Regions from separate parts of the Homo sapiens genome. Here region 2 is linked to region 1. Evidence: read pairs that join two places in POLR2A ChIA-PET (ENCODE). Cell type or tissue: MCF 10A. All regions are shown on one strand. Each heading gives the region's core, and the rest is flanking DNA. Links, peaks and the distances in the headings are about the cores only.

Evidence for each region. ChIA-PET counts read pairs that join two places held together with the same protein. Peaks named below come from ENCODE experiments on the same cell type or tissue, not always from the same donor. Only the 100,000 strongest peaks of a DNase experiment are listed, where the experiment ranks them.
Region 2: POLR2A ChIA-PET joins it to region 1 with 21 read pairs; 2 of 35 experiments call an interaction of 5 or more read pairs at or near these places.

The regions. Positions count from the first base shown.
Region 1 is chr4:38,383,900-38,386,821 of GRCh38, forward strand. LINC02513 (long intergenic non-protein coding RNA 2513) reads left to right here. Exons shown (of 2, transcript NR_149123.1): 2 at 1,478-1,860. Among named protein-coding and RNA genes, the nearest start is that of LINC02513, 18 kb to the left of the region's middle. RefSeq lists an enhancer at 1,589-1,883. In MCF 10A, for the core only: no CTCF peak of the experiment used is centred there; DNase peaks (open chromatin) are centred at 1,432 and 1,962.
Region 2 is chr4:38,619,943-38,622,864 of GRCh38, forward strand. All of the region lies in intron 6 of KLF3-AS1 (KLF3 antisense RNA 1), which reads right to left. Among named protein-coding and RNA genes, the nearest start is that of KLF3, 43 kb to the right of the region's middle. RefSeq lists an enhancer at 2,186-2,922. In MCF 10A, for the core only: no CTCF peak of the experiment used is centred there; a DNase peak (open chromatin) is centred at 1,229.

The DNA.
Region 1 (2,922 bases), core at 330-2,829:
GATTTGGTCAGCAAAGAGGTCAAAGGGTTGACTTGAATTAGGTTTGAAGGTTGGCTGGAATTCAATTACCCATGACCCTCTAGTCTCTCCTGCCAGCCATGATTAATGGAGGCTGGCTAAAGTAGGATGGGGTTAGTAACACTGAAATCAACCTTCTCTGGAGAATAAAGACGCTGAAATTATCTAAGGAGCATTCTCAAGCCAGATGAGATTTCTTAGGTGGGAAATAACCTTGTGATTCAGCCCAATAACATCAGGGATCAGATCCAGAGACAAAGGACATGCACAATAAAGCTGGGGAATCCTTGCTCCTAATTTTTTCTGACAATCACAGGGGCCTCGTCACCCTGCCTAACATGGATAAATTATCATCAAGGGCTGTGGATGGTTTGGATCTGGATTTTTAAACATCTTGCTTGAGGATATTTGGGGTATACATTAGGGAAAAAGGTCAATTAAAAATCAGATAACTGCATCATTTAAAATAAGAAGAGACTCTACCCTGATCATCACCACTTTCCTTTTTCCCAATACAGATTTTTCCCTCTCGGCCTCGCCCTAATGTTGATCTAATTGCCTTCTCACAATACAAGAAGGCCTTGAAAACTCGGGATTCAGCTACAGGTTTCTTTTTATATTAAAACTTTCTTTTGGAGCTGATCTCTTAGAAGATATTTTGAAAATATGAAGATAATAACAGTTTCTTGTTTGCTTGTTTTCTGTTATTATTTACTAACTTTTTTGAATAAATTTTCAACTTTTTCCAGTCCTTTTGCTTTTGTCTAGCAATGTCTTATGCAGTAGGTAAGGGAAGCTCAAGGAGACATTTTTCCTTTTTGTTATTGTTCTAAGTCTGCACCTCAGTTTCTGTCCTGCTTTGTTTTCAGAGCTCAAGTTCTGTAGCCTATCCTAATTTGCAAGGCTGGCTTATGAGACAAGTTAAGGAATCATTAAGGCACCTACCCTTTGCCTCTTCATTGGCCAAGTAGCTTAATTAACTTAGTTGAAATGCAGTCTAGTATTATGAGAGCAATTGCATTTGTGTATCTTAATAACTTACCTGTCCTCATGCAATAGTCCACATCCCTCTAATAAAAATATATACATGCACATGCGCTTTGACGTATCGATATTCAAGCTCACAAAATAAGCTCAAACTTGAAAAAGATCCAGACTACGGCAACGTTTATTATTTTTAGAGCATAACCTAGTCATTTTGATTAATTCGTTTGGATTGCTTTTTCCTGCAGCTCCCCAGGGAGAGGTGGGAGGAAAAGGCGGTAAAAACATAAATTTTCTTTGGTGATGAGTTCGCATGTTTAGAACTGTAACATGGCAAATCATTGTGAAATCTTCTAATGGATGCCTGTCTCATGCCAAATAAGCCCAGTACCCAAAGCACATCAAGAAATAATTGAAAGACACTGGACTGAATCCAAAAGGTTGTGGCTAATGTTTCACCTAATCTCTCTCCCAGGTCTCTCCTGCCTACTGCCGGCCCTACCCACAAGATGTGAACTTCAGAGCCTTCTTGCAACTGCTTCTTGGCTATTTTCACCCTCTAACCCTCTGGAAGAAGAATGAGGACTATTATGAAGGCAAAAGCATAAAAGGGGAAAAGATTAGCCTCCAGAGTAGGAAGATTGGGTTGTTGGAAGCCAGCACAAGTCTTCCCCTGAAAGAGTTAATTCGCCTCCAATGGGGGTAGGGACTGACCTGGGAGGGGCCTCAGCCTACATAGGACAGGCCTAAAGGCCCCATTGGGGCTGAAGGTGACACTGGGTCAGATCCCTAGGATTCTGCAACTTGAGGTGGGAGTGTCTATAAGCTGGAAACAAAAGTTTCAAAAAAAAAAAAAAAGCTCATTTTGTTTTCAATTCGTTTTATCTTGGCTCTATCTCAGGCACCACTGACTTCAGACCTTTCAAAGCTAAGGGTGGGGTAGGGTGGGGCTTAGTGATTTTTTTTCTTAAAGAGAGAGAACAGGGAATGTGCCTTGAACATGCACAATTTGCTTGAACATGATCATAGTCATTAATAAAAACATTGAGCAATATTTGCTTCTATGTCTTTGGAACTGGCATTTGCAAAGGTAGCATTGACAGATCAGAGAACAGAAAGGAATTCTGCGGTTACTCGTGGAGGAATTTGGACCTGTGAGATATTCATGATGTTAATTATTTATAATTTCAGTTGTTTTAGGCCAGGCTTTGAGCTTCAAGATAATGTGCTCAGAATTGGCAACAAAAATGGTCATTTTTTTGCTAGTAATTACTGGCTTTGAGCTTCAGCTATTTTAGAAGGACACAGAGAGATCTTTAGATCATGTATTCCTGACTTAAGCAAGGAAGGAAAGAAGGAAGGAAGGAAGGAAGGAAGCAAGGAAGGAAGGAAAGAAGGGAGGGAGGGAGGGAGAGAAAGGAAGGGAGGGAGGGGAGGAGGAGGAATAGGAAGAAGAAAAGAAAGGAAAGAAGGAAGGAAGGAAAAAGTAAGGCAGGGAGGCAGGCAGGAACAAAGAAAGAAAGGAAGAAAAGAAGTAAAAAAAATTTTTTTAAAGGACAACCCACAAAACCTCAGAATTTAACTAAGTTCCAGGCCTGAAATTTATTTTTTTGAACAATAGAGATGCACTATACTGTAAGAAAACACAACATGTAAAAATTCAAACTTGCCAAACTAAACAGAGAGAAGTTAAACATTTTACAGGAAAATTTGCTACTAGGACATGTTAAATAAAAGCGCCCTCAGTATCTTTAAACTAGAGATTGATGTACACTTTAACCTTTTAAAACCACGTAAAGTGAAGTCTCCCATGTAAATATCATTCTTAATGTGGAATATCCACACTTGAAAGTCACACATTGCTGGGGTTCAACCTCAGCTTCACCACTCATAGCATGTGACTGTGGCCAAGTTACTTCA
Region 2 (2,922 bases), core at 132-2,631, 240 kb after region 1:
GCAATCCAAGATGTGTCCCACCCCACTCCCCACAGGGCAAGCCAAGGATGTTGGCTGATCCACAAAGCTGGTACAACAACAAAACAAGACATGCAAAATTCCAGCAAAGGAGATCCAAGAAACCAGCACCTGCATCCCAGAGCAACTTCTAAGGACAGCAATGACATGCAGCCCAATTAAGCAGGAAATTTCAAAGCCCTCCACTTTAGGTCCATAGCAGCTGGAATGAGGAAGAAAAGGACAAATCAGTGCTCAATAGCTTGCCCTTAGATTTGTTATCGAGCTAGAATAACAAGCAGTTGTCATATTTCAAGTGTGTTTTAAAAGTCCTGAATCAGATAACTATCATGCCTTGCATTGTTCTTGAAAATGCAAAAATAGAAAAAGGAAGAAATTATCTAAGAGCAATAAACCAAGGAAACAGAGACCAGGCAGGGGTGGGGCTGCAGATCATCACTACTGATGCTTATGAACATTTACTACATGACAATAGTTACTACATGACAGAGTTAGACACAGTTCCAATCTCTCTGTCCAAGAGAAAGAAAGAATAAGAGAATAAAAAATGTAGCTATTTAAAAGAATGTAACGAATTAATAACAATAGAATAAGAGAATAATGTAACTAATGAAAGAATGTCACATTTGTATTTTCTAAAGAAGGCAGTTTAGGGTGACCCTAATGTTTTTCAACATTAATTTTTTTACTTTATTATGTTGTTAGGGAACATCAAAAACACAAAGTACTGTACTAAATATATCACATGTCATAAAGACAGTACACATTGGGTGGGTCAATGACTGAGGCTTGCCTGAATTAGCTTTAATTGATTCACTTAACATCTCCAAGCTTTTCCGGGCTGTTTTGTAAGTAAGTATGATTATATACAAGGTGATACATAAATATTTAACATAAGCATATGTATATATCTATACATACACATGCATATGTATATATCTATATGTATACATGCATATCTATGTACACACACATATGTGTATGTATGTATATGCATGTGTGTGTATGTTTTTATATGTAATATATTGAGACCATTTGACATACCCAGGTACTGAGCCTACCATCCCACTGAATAAGTTAATTTACTGGGCTCTCAGAGTATGAATCCTTAGCCTTCTCAGAGCACATGCACTGTTTGCTCAATCTGAAAACACGTAATTATTTAACTTGCCTTCTAAAGTAACACCACACCCTGGATATGATGCAAGACCCAGCATTACAAGATAAGCTCTGTCTCAAGTTTCTGCTCGTTATAGTGCCTGAAGTATTTACTCATATGCTCAGGGACTGAAGCAGAAGTAAACAGTCAGGCCAGTATTATAGGGACACCTGTGTTACAAAATTGACTTTCTTATATTGTGAAAGCAATGAATGAAGTTCAGCAGGCCTCCTGTAAGGATGCCGATTCAGCCCACATCACCTTGGTCAAACAGGACTTCAGCCTTATTGCCGCCCTCCCTAACGCACCCAGGTCAGTCTACTTTCCTCAGGTATCTGATCCAAGCTACAAGTCATGGGTCTCCGCTGCAGCACCTCACCTCCTGTTTATCTTCTGTTTGCACCCGTCTTCGGGGAAGTTAACCTTGCTTTCTGTCAATGTGTGCTGCCCCTGGATCTCCAAAGAGGTTTCTGCATGGTGTGTTTAACAGGACTGGACTCTATCTTTACAATTCTACAAAATCAGGCCAGGCGCAGTGGCTCATGCCTGTAAACACCTAACACTTTGAGAGGCCAAGTCAGGCGGATCACCTGAGGTCAGAAGTTTGAGACCAGCCTGGCCAACATGGTGAAACCCCGTCTCTACTTAAAAATATAAACATTAGCCAGTTGCAGTGGCGGGCACCTGTAGTCCCAGCTCCTCAGGAGGCTAAGGCAGGAGAATCGCTTGAACCCAGGAAGTGGAGGTTGCAGTGAGCCGAGATCATGCCACTGGACTCCACCCTGGGCGACAGAGCAAGACTCCATCTCAAAAAAAAAAAAAAAATTCTACAAAATCACTTCGTTTATGACTCCCTCTCTAATTAAACAGAACACGGTGTCCTGGAACAGAGACTCAGGTACAAGTTTACATTTCTATTAGGCTTGATGCCTCATATCTTCCCCACAACAGGAGTACTGAGATTTGATATAGCTGAGTGATTAAGAGCAAGAACTTGGAGAACTAGTTAGCCAGGGTTTGAATCCCGGACCACCACACACTAACTGTGCCTCACTTTCCTTACCTTTATTTTTATTTATTTATTTATTTATTGAGACAGAGTCTTACTCTATCACCCAGGCTGGAGCGCAGTGGTGCAATCTTGGCTCACTGCAACCTCCACCTCCTGAGAATTGAGGCAATTCTCCTGCCTCAGCCTCCCAAGTAGCTGGAACCACAGGCACGTGCCACCACACCCGGCTAATTTTTCTATTTTTAGTAGACATAGGGTTTCACCATATTGGTCAGGCTGGTCTCAAACTCCTGACCTCAGGTGATCCATCCAGCTTGGCCTCCCAAAGTGCTGGGATTATAGGCATGAGTCACCACACCCAGCCTATTTATTTTTTCTTTGAAACAAGTTCTTGCTCTGTTGGCCAGGCTGGTGTGCAGTGGCCTCAGCACAGCTCACTGCAGCCTTGATCTCCTAGGCTCAAGTGATCCTCCCACTTCAGCCTCCCAAGTAGCTGGGATTACAGGCATGTACCACCACACCTGGCTAATTTTTTGTGGTTTTTGTAAAGACACAGTTTTGCCATGTTGGCCAGGCTGCTGGAACTCCTGGACTCAAACAATCCACCCACCTGGCTTTCAGAAGTGCTTGGATTAAGGCGTGAGCTACCACACCCAGCCTTCCTTACCTTTAAGATAGATAGATAGGTAGGTAGCTAGGTAGATAGATGGAAGGATGGATGGATGGATGGATA